Linked DNA regions of Homo sapiens: region 2 is linked to region 1. Evidence: read pairs that join two places in POLR2A ChIA-PET (ENCODE). Cell type or tissue: Caco-2. All regions are shown on one strand. Each heading gives the region's core, and the rest is flanking DNA. Links, peaks and the distances in the headings are about the cores only.

Region 1 (5,381 bases), core at 132-5,131:
CATCAACCAGAGAAGATTAACTGTATCACAGGAGAGGAGACTGGTGGTTAACACCATCTAAACAGACTTTGTCACAGCTGTCACCTATTCTTTGAAACACCCATTTATTTTTCTCCAAAATCATATACTCTCCCCTAAGTTGCCTACATCCCCCTTCTTTCTCCCTTATGAATCAAGAGAGCTTATAAGCTTCTACAGTTCACTGGGATTTGGGGTATTCGCTTTTCTTCCCTCCCACTCCCCCTCCCCTTTTTTTGTCTTTGAGACACAGTCTTCTGGCTCTGTCGCCCACGCTGGAGTGTGGTGGCTCTATGTGAACTCACTGCAACCTCCTCCTCTCGGGTTCAAGCGATCCTCCCACCTCAGCTTCTCGAGTAACTGGAACTACAGGCGTGCACTACCAAGCCCGGCTTTTTTTTTTCTTTTTCTCCCCCGTTTCTTTTTTGGTTATTTTACTGGAGACAGGGTTTCTCCATGTTGTCCACGCTGGTCTCGAACGCCTGACCCGCCGTCCTCGGCCTCCCAAAGTGCTGGTATTACGGGCATGAGCCACTGCGCCCGATTTGAAGGACCTCTTAAATATCTATTTAGAAATTGGTCGGAGTCCACTCCTTTCCAAAAACATGAGTCACAATCCGGGAAAAGCACGAGCGGCTGAAAGTCAAAATAACCAGAACAAAACCTCCACTCATGCTTAAAAAAGGTATTTTGACAAAATCCTAATTCGGCCAATTATTATTAGTATTCAAGTCGAAGGCTCGTCAAGCCAGACTGGGGATTGGGTCAAACATAAACCTTACACCAGACGGAAGGATTACATGCAAATGAAGGATGCAGATTCTGATTTCCCATTGGGTATTTGACATTAGCCAATGGGAGAATTCCTCACAGCCTACCTCCAGTCAGTATAAATACTTCTCTGCCTTGCGTTCTAATGTAGTTTCATTACATTTTCTTGTGGCGATTTTCCCTTATCAGAAGTAGTTATGTCTGGTCGCGGCAAACAAGGCGGTAAAGCTCGCGCCAAGGCTAAGACTCGGTCTTCTCGTGCAGGTTTGCAGTTTCCTGTGGGCCGAGTGCACCGCCTGCTCCGCAAAGGCAACTACTCCGAGCGCGTCGGGGCTGGCGCGCCGGTGTATCTCGCGGCGGTGCTTGAGTACCTGACCGCCGAGATCCTGGAGCTGGCGGGCAATGCGGCCCGCGACAACAAGAAGACCCGCATCATCCCGCGCCACCTGCAATTGGCCATCCGCAATGACGAGGAGCTTAATAAACTCTTGGGGCGTGTGACCATCGCGCAGGGTGGCGTTTTGCCTAATATTCAGGCGGTGCTGCTGCCTAAGAAAACTGAGAGCCATCATAAGGCCAAGGGAAAGTGAAGAGTTAACGCTTCATGCACTGCTGTTTTTCTGTCAGCAGACAAAATCAGCCTAACAGCAAAGGCTCTTTTCAGAGCCACCTACGACTTCCATTAAATGAGCTGTTGTGCTTTGGATTATGCCGCCCATAAAGATGTTTTTGAGGTGTTTTTAATGGCTTTGAGTGTGGCACTTTTAGTAATTTGTCCTGCAGAAATTAGATCCATAGAAACCTCAGGAATTCTAGGTATGTGGGAGAAGTGCCATGCAGCACAAAACATGTTTACAGGGGTGATTCGCGTTAAGTTTCACACACAGCAGTTACTACATTTTAGAGGAAGGAAATTATACCCATGAGTGCATTCCTAACTATCTTGAATGGAAGTGTTAAAACCCGCATGCCCCACACAAGTTTGAATATGTCATACCATTTGCTGTAGCAATTAATGGCATACACAATTGAGAGCACACACATTACCACTGAACATTTGAGTATGTATTTCCCAAAATGAGCTTTTTTCCAGTTTGGGGATGTTTTGCTTTGTTTTGGGGTGGAGTCTCCCTCTCGCCCAAGCTGCAGTGCAGCGGCGTGATAACAGCTCACTGTAACCTCGAACTCGGGCTCAAGCGATCCTCTTGACAGCCTTCTGAGTAGCTGGGATTACAGGCGAGAGCCGCCACGCCCGGCTAAGAGCATTTTTCTAATTGCCCACACTTCTTATGCGACACCCAGAAAAATACAATTTTAAATAAAGCGCATATGCAAATTTCCCTAATCGTCTCCAATATTCTCTGATTTCTTTTTTATATTTTAACTAGAAACAATTGGAGGTTTCCGCGTTGCTTTGTGTGGTTGTAAATTTTAAGACTTCAGGAAACTTTTCCAGTACAAGACTTGTCCACAGTGGATATAGCAGCTAAGGGGTTAACAAAATGACGTCAGAGTAGCTACGGTAATGGGCAGGAGCCTCTCTTAATCTGCAACCAGGCACAGAGATGGACCAATCCAAGAAGGGCGCGGGGATTTTTGAATTTTCTTGGGTCCAATAGTTGGTGGTCTGACTCTATAAAAGAAGAGTAGCTCTTTCCTTTCCTCCACAGACGTCTCTGCAGGCAAGCTTTTCTGTGGTTTTGCCATGGCTCGTACTAAACAGACAGCTCGGAAATCCACCGGCGGTAAAGCGCCACGCAAGCAGCTGGCTACCAAGGCTGCTCGCAAGAGCGCGCCGGCTACCGGCGGCGTGAAAAAGCCTCACCGTTACCGCCCGGGCACTGTGGCTCTGCGCGAGATCCGCCGCTACCAAAAGTCGACCGAGTTGCTGATTCGGAAGCTGCCGTTCCAGCGCCTGGTGCGAGAAATCGCCCAAGACTTCAAGACCGATCTTCGCTTCCAGAGCTCTGCGGTGATGGCGCTGCAGGAGGCTTGTGAGGCCTACTTGGTAGGGCTCTTTGAGGACACAAACCTTTGCGCCATCCATGCTAAGCGAGTGACTATTATGCCCAAAGACATCCAGCTCGCTCGCCGCATTCGCGGAGAAAGAGCGTAAATGTAAAGTCACTTTTTCATCAGTCTTAAAACCCAAAGGCTCTTTTCAGAGCCACCCACTTATTCCAACGAAAGTAGCTGTGATAATTTTTTGTTGTCTTAACAGAACAAATTTCTAAGGACCCCCCCGGAAAGCATTAGACTATGGTCTTAAAGTTGATTAACAGAAATAACGGTTTGGTCAGTCTTGCAGTGTAGGTTATTTCTGACCTTATTAAGGTGCTATTTGGAGAGAAGCTGTGTAAGTCCACTATCATTCAGGCCTCTAGCTTGCTATGATTAGCATTTGTTTAAACAACTTTGTAAGAGTAAGGGAAAAATCTGGTAAGTAGTTAACTGGCGCTTACTAGGCATTTTTGCAAAGCTTTGAAAAGATTAGAAAATTGTGTCTTGCGAGTTCCAGTGTCTTCCTCAAAATGCTTAGGAAGATTTTCTCAGCTCAATACATAGTCCCCTAGGTTTTCTCATATATTATATATATATATATATATATATATACTGTTAAATTCATTTGGCTGTTAACATTAACCTGAAATTTATTCTGGTGCAAAATGTGAGGCAGGGATCTAACTGGCTCTCATTTTATCCATAGCTAGCTACCCACTTTAAATCTGTCAGTCTGTCGACCAAGCATAATTTAATCCCTTATATATGAATTTTTATATGTGTGGCTTTGCTTGTAAATAGTCTATCTGGTTGCATTGCTTTGTCTCCTCTAGGACTATGCACCATGACATGCCACATTCTTTTTTTCAGTACTTCTTGCCTGTAGTTATTAAAATCTAGAATTTACAAGTTTTAACCATTTTCTTTCTGTTGATCTTGCTTTTCGGTTTTGGAGGTTGGGGATTGAGTACTGGAAGAAAATTTAGAGGGATGGGAATACTGTACGCAAACAAAAGTAATATTTACTTTAAAATTTTTATATTTTGTATTTTTTTATCATATAGCTTTTACATCACATTTTACAGACTAACTTTAGAACAACCACAGAATGTCCAACATTAAAACTACTAATTCCAAAGACCTTGCCTCACATTCTTTTTTACAATAAATATTTTTTACACCTAACATTCTTTCTTGGCCTACATCTAGAATGTAAACTGATGTACCATACTAAAATCGCCTGACCAACTGTCAACAACAACAAATCACACACACAAAAGATTAAATTTGAATTGCATCGTTTACTTAAATTCATTTGTGTTCCAGCTTTTAATAAGGCAGTTTTTGGTTTATAAAGTAATATTTGCATTTTAAAAATTATGAAAATGAATATGTCAGTTTGTTTTATGATTCGTTTTTCTTGACTCTTATACAAGCGACTCTAACTGGCATAGACATTTGTTATCCACAGACAGTATAGATATGTTAGAGATGCCAATGGACTTGGTCTATGCCAAGGTGACTACTCACAAGCTCTGGGCCCAGCTGAAGGTCAAGTATTTTTTTTCCAGTTATAGATGTGCTGGATCTGATGTATAGCGCTTGACTTTTTATATTTTCTTTATCTGTAGGAAACAAATGTGTTGGAGGTACTGGGTCTGACGAATAGCATAAAAGAATAAAGTTACATTACTGTCTGAGGATCAGATGGACAGGGGGTGGTAGCTCAGTCCAGCTATTTTCCACTCCCTCACTTACATTCTTTGCCCCCTCCTCAACAGAACAAGGATTCTGCTGTAACTCTTCATTGACAGTTGATATTTAAAAATTAACGAATGGATGAAATTCTCATTTGTGAAAGAAAATTTATTGAGCATTTTGTATTTGTGAGTAGTGCAAACATTTTAATATTATATTAAGAATCTATTGTTTTGTATTAGAGGAGTAATTAAGGAGAGATTGGAGACAAAAAGGGGGTGTTGTTTGCAGAATATACCATCCAAAAATAGACCACTGTGGGATCAGGATTCTTTTGAGCTAAAGGCACTTCAAAAACAGCATTCAAGAAGGGAATTCTTCTAAACTTTTCTTTCTGAAAACAGGAGATAAAAGTTCCAATGTGAAAAATGCTCTGCTTGTACCAGGTGAAAAGACATATTCTTCAGCCCAGAGGCATAGATGAGATAATTCTGCACAAACACAGCAGGGAGTCATAGCCGAGAGACTTCTATACACAAACAAACCTTGTTAAAATAATCATATATTCCTTTAATCTCCTCATATGGTTTACTTTCCCACAATTGCCTCTCTTTAACTTAATGTGAAAGCATTTAGCTTTTGCCATTTCTTTGGGGCTTCACTTTTTTATGAGGGTTCTCCTGTCCCATAAAATTTACATTAAATACATTTGTATGCTTTCATTCTGCTAATCTGTTTTATGGCAAATGAATTATCAGGTCCAGCTGGAGACCCTAACAGAGTAGAGGTAAAATTTTGCCTCCCTACAAGATAGAGATTGTGTGCATTAAATGTTGTTTGTTCCCAGTTGTTCAGTTTGTCAGGCCTCTGAGCCGAAGCTAAGCCATCATATC
Region 2 (5,381 bases), core at 163-5,162, 280 kb before region 1:
CTCCTGACTGTCATTTCTAGCTTCTGAGTAGTATCATGTCCTTGTACATTCTTGGTCTTTTCTCTTAGCATCCACACTTCCCTGAGTTCCCAAAGGCAGCCAGGGTGTTATTTGAGTGCTCAGGGTGCTTAATGGTTTATGTGTCAGAGGTCCCTCCCGCGAATGTTTTCTTCTTTGGAAGCCCCTCAAAATGCAAGGATTTACATAAGAATTATAGTAGCAAGTGCCCCATGTAAGGGTCCCATAGTATATCGGTTAGCACTCGGGATGCTGAATCCAGGAATTTGAGTCCAAATCTCTTTGGGATTTTAGCAACATCTTGGTCAATGTTCCTCTGTGGTTCTCTTAAATCATTAGCCCACCTTCGAGGTGTACCCACTTGGCTGCAAGCGCTGCCAATCATCATGGCACTCTGTCCTAGAGAAAACTGTCTCTATCTACTGACCTCTGAAATTTTAGCCCTACTCCTATTTTACTTGATGTCTCTTTTTGCCTTTTTGCCCAGAGTTTCTCAGATTCTGGTAAGTTAGAATCTTGGCCCCAGTGATTAAGAGTTTGTTTTACAGCCCCCAATCTCAGTTTCTTCCTTTTCTAGAGCCTATTTAAAGCGTCCCATCTGCTTCTAAGCACTAACACTGTCCTTAAAATGTTTGGACTGCACAGCACTGCAGTTGTACACATCTTAGAGCCTCTGCCGTTTGTACTCAGTTGGGGCGCCATCCAAACTCCTTAAGCTAATGCATTGTCCACATTATTTGAAAGATTAGCTGGTATGTTAAAAGTACACATCAGTCTTTCAGTAGGGATTCAATTTCCATGTCCTGGTGACTTAATGGCTAGCACCTAGGCTTCAAATTTCAGTGGACCTGTCTCAGTTTTGGTGACCTTGCTCTTGAGTTTACCCAAATGGAGAAGCACACTTGGGCATGTATAGATAGTCTCACATATTTGCACTTCTTTTCTGGAGCAACATCCCGCTTCTTGCTCTTTTCTCTGGCTACTGAAAGTTGTCCACTGCCCATCACCCTCATGTATCCTAGAAGCTCTTCTTTTGAAAGCTTTGCTTTGCTTTGCTGGAGCCTGAAGTCAGTTAGACCACTGTAAGTTAATCATCTGCTGGGATGAGTAAAGGTTCATGTGTCAGAGGCCCCACCTATGACTTTTTTCTTCTTCAGAGCTCACTCCGAATGCTCTCTATGCTATCTCTGGACTCGGGCATGAATATGTGCAAACCACAAATTGAGTCATCTGAGAACCTGCATTTTTCTCCCTATGAGAAGCTATTAGTGTTCCTTACATTGAATCTATGCCCATTTTAAAGGTTAACTGACCAGATGCAATAGTATACAAGTCTTCCCTAGAACCTTTGTTATACAAAGATACCATGGTATAACGGTTAACACTCTGGACTCCAAATACAGAAATCCCAACTGTTGGTGGGACTCTAAATTCCTTCTGTTGACTCTCTCTACAGTTCAAAACATATCCTCCAGGGCTCTCAATGACAACAAAAGTGAGCTCCATGAACTCCTCTGGCCTCTAAAAATTGTTCCAGAAAAAAGCCCTGTAGACTTCTTTCTGCCTGTTTAGCCCTATTCATGGTACTATCTTAGTGGCTTTTTATTAGCTTCCTATTGCTTACCACAAATTTGGTGGTTTAAGACAATATGAATTTATTTTTTGTTATTTATTTATTTGTTTTTGAGACAGAGTCTTGCTCTGTCGCCCAGGCTGGAGTGCAATGGCACAATCTCATCTCACTGCAACCTCCACCTCCCGGGTTCAAGACATTCTCCTGCCTCAGCCTCCTGAGTAGCTGGGATTACAGGCACCCGCCACAAAGCCCGGCTAATTTTTTGTACTTTTAGTAGGGACGGGGTTTCACTATGTTGGCCAGGCTTGTCTCGACCTCCTGACCTTGATCTGACCGCCTCAACCTCCCAAAGTGCTGGGGTTACAGGCGTGAGCCACCGCATCCGGCCTATTTATTTTTTAAAATAGGGTCTTACACTATCACTCAGGCTGGACTGTAGTGGCACAATCATAGCTCATTGCAGCCTCAAACTCCTGGGTTCAAGTAATCGTTCCCTGTCAGCCTCCCAAGTAGCTAGGACTGCAGGTGCACACCACCATCCCTGGCTAAGACAACGTGAATTAAATGTTTTTTTGCAGTTTTGGATATCAGAAGTCTACAATAAAAGTATTAGCAGGGCTGTGTATCTTCTGGAGACATCATGAGATAATTCATTTTCCTGGCGTTTTCAGCTTCTAGTGGCCCCTTCCTTGCATCACTTCTTGCTTCTGTAGTCACATTTTCTTTTCCTGACTCTGAACCTCCTGCCTTCCTTTTATAGGACCCTCTTGATTACATTGGACCCACTTAGATAATCCAAGATAATCTCCCCATCTCAAAATCTTCAATGAAATCCCATCTGCAAAATTCCTTTGACCACTTAAGGTAACATAAGGTAACTTATTCACAGGTTCTGGTGATTGGTTGTGGACCTATTTTGGGGGTCATTATTTAGCCTACCATACCCTTTATTAATAAATAGCAGGCATTTGTTAATGCTCTTTAGATTTAATCTATTGGTCATGGCTTTTTTAAAAAAGATAATGTATAGATTTACACCAAGCTTATACACAAGTCTTTCAATAGGAGAATCTTATGGAAAGGGTCTATGATGTAATGATTAGCATCTGAACTCAGACTTGGCAAATTTATGGCAATGATGTCTTGTATTTTTACATTCTCAACTATACTCCCTTTCAGCCATAGGATCCACTGCTCTCTGGCTGATCAGGCCTTCCTGCATGTATTAGTTATCTGTTGTATAACAAATTGCACCCAAATTGGCAGCTTAAAACAACAGACACATATCTCACATGAGATATCATGAAAGTAATATCCTATCACATTTTTTATATTCTGTAGGTTAGGAGCAGGTCACTAGATCCAGCCAACATTCAAAGGGAGGAGTTTACACAGGAAGTGTGGCCACCACACTGTTAAACACTGTAAAGACCTCAGGGCAGAATAAGCCCTAATTGGAGCTGGTCTAATGCTATGACTGATATTTTGCAGACACCTTCTTTTGCTTGGTCAGGAAGTGCTGTATTGGGAGCAATTCCTGGTACCTTTTGGATTGGGAAAATTATCTCTTGCCTCACCTTTTTAAAACTAGTTTTCCATTGTGTATCTTCCTTTATGATCAAGCCAGTATTGAAGAGCTTGACTGCTACTCTCTTTTAATATCATGACTGAACAAGTGAATTAGAATCTATAGGGATAATGCCCTGACATGAATCCTTCTCAAAAGTTCCCTATGGATTCAAATGTGCAGCATGGAAAACCACTGAGCTAATTTTCCCCTGACCACCCTATTTAACTTGCCACCACTCCTATGCATATACCATCCTCTGACATACTGTGTATTTTGCTTTTTTTTTTTTGGTGAGACAAGGTCTCACTTTGCCATCCAGGCTGGAGTGCAGTGGTGCAATCTTGGCTCACTGAACTTCGACCTCCTGGGTTCAAGCGATCCTCCCTCCTCAGCCTCCTGAGTAGCTGGGACTACAGATGTGCACCGCCACGCCCAGCTAATTTTGGTATTTTTTGTAGAGATGAGGTTTCACCATGTTGCCTAGGCTGGTCTCAAACTCCTGAGTTCAAGGAATCTGCCTGCCTTGGCTTTCCAAAGTGCTATGATTATAGGTGTGAGCCACTGTGCTTGGCCTATATTTTGCTTTATAAGTTGTTTATTGCTTATTTCTACATAATTAGGTTTCACCAGGGCAGGGAATTTTGTGTGTGGCATATACATTTGTTCTTAGAACAATGCCTGGAACATACGCAATGCTCAATAAATATTCATCAAAACATTGAATGAATCAAAGAACTAATGAACCCTTCAGGTCCAGGTTTGTTTATCATGCTTTATAATTTCTAATCCAAACACAATCAAGACCAAGCAATAGTTTTTCTTTTCAGAACACTTTAGAATTTGTTGCTAACTGAAGCTTTAAAAAAATGAAAATTCGTACATTTCCTGGCCTGCTATGTTTTGATGGTGATTTGATACCTAATATGTCTGATATTTGTTAGGTAATTCCTTGGTAACTCCCTAGGGGATACAGTTTGAATCTTGATCATATTCTTAATTGCTTTGCTTTGCTTTGCTTTGCTTTTGAGACAGGGTCTTACTCTGTCACTCTGTTACCCAGGCTGGAGTGCAGTAGTGTGATTATGGCTTGATGCAGCCTCGCCCTCCCAGGCTCAGCTGATCCTCTCAACACAGCCTTCCAAGTAGCTGGGACTACAGGCACCAGCCACCACACTCGGTTAATTTTTTGTATATTTTGTGGAGTCGGGGTTTCGTCATGTTGCCTAAGCGATCCTCCAGCCTTGGCCTCCCAAAGTGCTGGGATTACAGGTGTGAGCCACTGTGCCCGGCCTTATTTTTTTAATGCTACATCATGTCAAAACACACACATACACAATATTATTGTTTTTGTAATTTTATTGGGTATAGGTGAGAAAACAGCCCCTGGTATCCAGGAACTGGTCTGACCGTATTCACTAGGCCTGCATATTGTCAGGAATCGGCCAGGCAGTCACTGCTAAGTCATGGGGTTCTTCTGTTTTGCCTAATTTCACAGAACATTAGCATCAGACTGACTTCTCTGATTGTGATGAAATGAGTCAGAAACAACCAAAGAAAGGTTGGACATGGTGGCTCATGCCTGTAATCCCAGTACTTTGGGTAAACCAAGGTGGGTGGATTGCTTGAGCCTAGGAGTTTGAGGCTAGCCTGTGCAACAGAGTGACATAGTGAGACCCTGTCTCTATAAAAATAAATTTATTTTTTTAATTTAGAATTTAAATGAAATACAAACAGATAATAAAAATGACAACACTAAGTATCATTTTCATCACATTTCTTTGTGCAAAATAAGCAAAAACAAAACAAAAATCCCTCAGATGGCCCCACGATTCTTTAAGATACAGTCCAAACTCTAGGGTCTGACACTCAGAACCAATCACAATTTGACTGTAACCCATCACTTCAACACTTTACCAGTCACCCACTTGGGCTTCTAGGAGAGACAATGGTTATTTCTCAGATGCGTTAGTGCCATCATATGGCAGGCATCCCTCTGGGAATCCTACCAGGGAGTGTCCAGGAATGCAACAACAGACATACCTGGTTTAATGATGGTGTTCATATACATGACCTAAGAAAAAAGACAAAATCCAATTTGATTTAAAAAACAGGAGCAGTCACTAATTCGTTTTTCCTTTTTAATTTCTCTTATTTTTCCCTTAGAAAGTGTACTTTGTCATCTTTATTAGGGTCTATTCCTCCCTCCCAGTCTCCTCT

What was found. Peaks named below come from ENCODE experiments on the same cell type or tissue, not always from the same donor. Only the 100,000 strongest peaks of a DNase experiment are listed, where the experiment ranks them.
Region 2: POLR2A ChIA-PET joins it to region 1 with 11 read pairs; 3 of 35 experiments call an interaction of 5 or more read pairs at or near these places.

What each region holds. Positions count from the first base shown.
Region 1 is chr6:26,029,174-26,034,554 of GRCh38, reverse strand. H3C2 (H3 clustered histone 2) reads left to right here and starts at 2,456. Exons shown (of 1, transcript NM_003537.4): 1 at 2,456-2,966. The coding sequence starts at 2,495. The coding sequence ends at 2,905. It overlaps H2AC4 (H2A clustered histone 4), which reads left to right and starts at 937. Exons shown (of 1, transcript NM_003513.3): 1 at 937-1,463. The coding sequence starts at 987. The coding sequence ends at 1,379. RefSeq lists enhancers at 410-459, 500-559, 863-1,492, 2,430-2,549, 2,590-2,819 and 1 more and a silencer at 980-1,079. In Caco-2, for the core only: no CTCF peak of the experiment used is centred there; DNase peaks (open chromatin) are centred at 1,024, 1,990 and 2,374; H3K4me3 peaks cover 2,815 bases.
Region 2 is chr6:26,305,700-26,311,080 of GRCh38, reverse strand. No RefSeq gene overlaps it. Among named protein-coding and RNA genes, the nearest start is that of TRS-GCT6-1, 2.8 kb to the right of the region's middle. RefSeq lists cis regulatory regions at 1-22, 1,111-1,225. In Caco-2, for the core only: no CTCF peak of the experiment used is centred there; no DNase peak of the experiment used is centred there.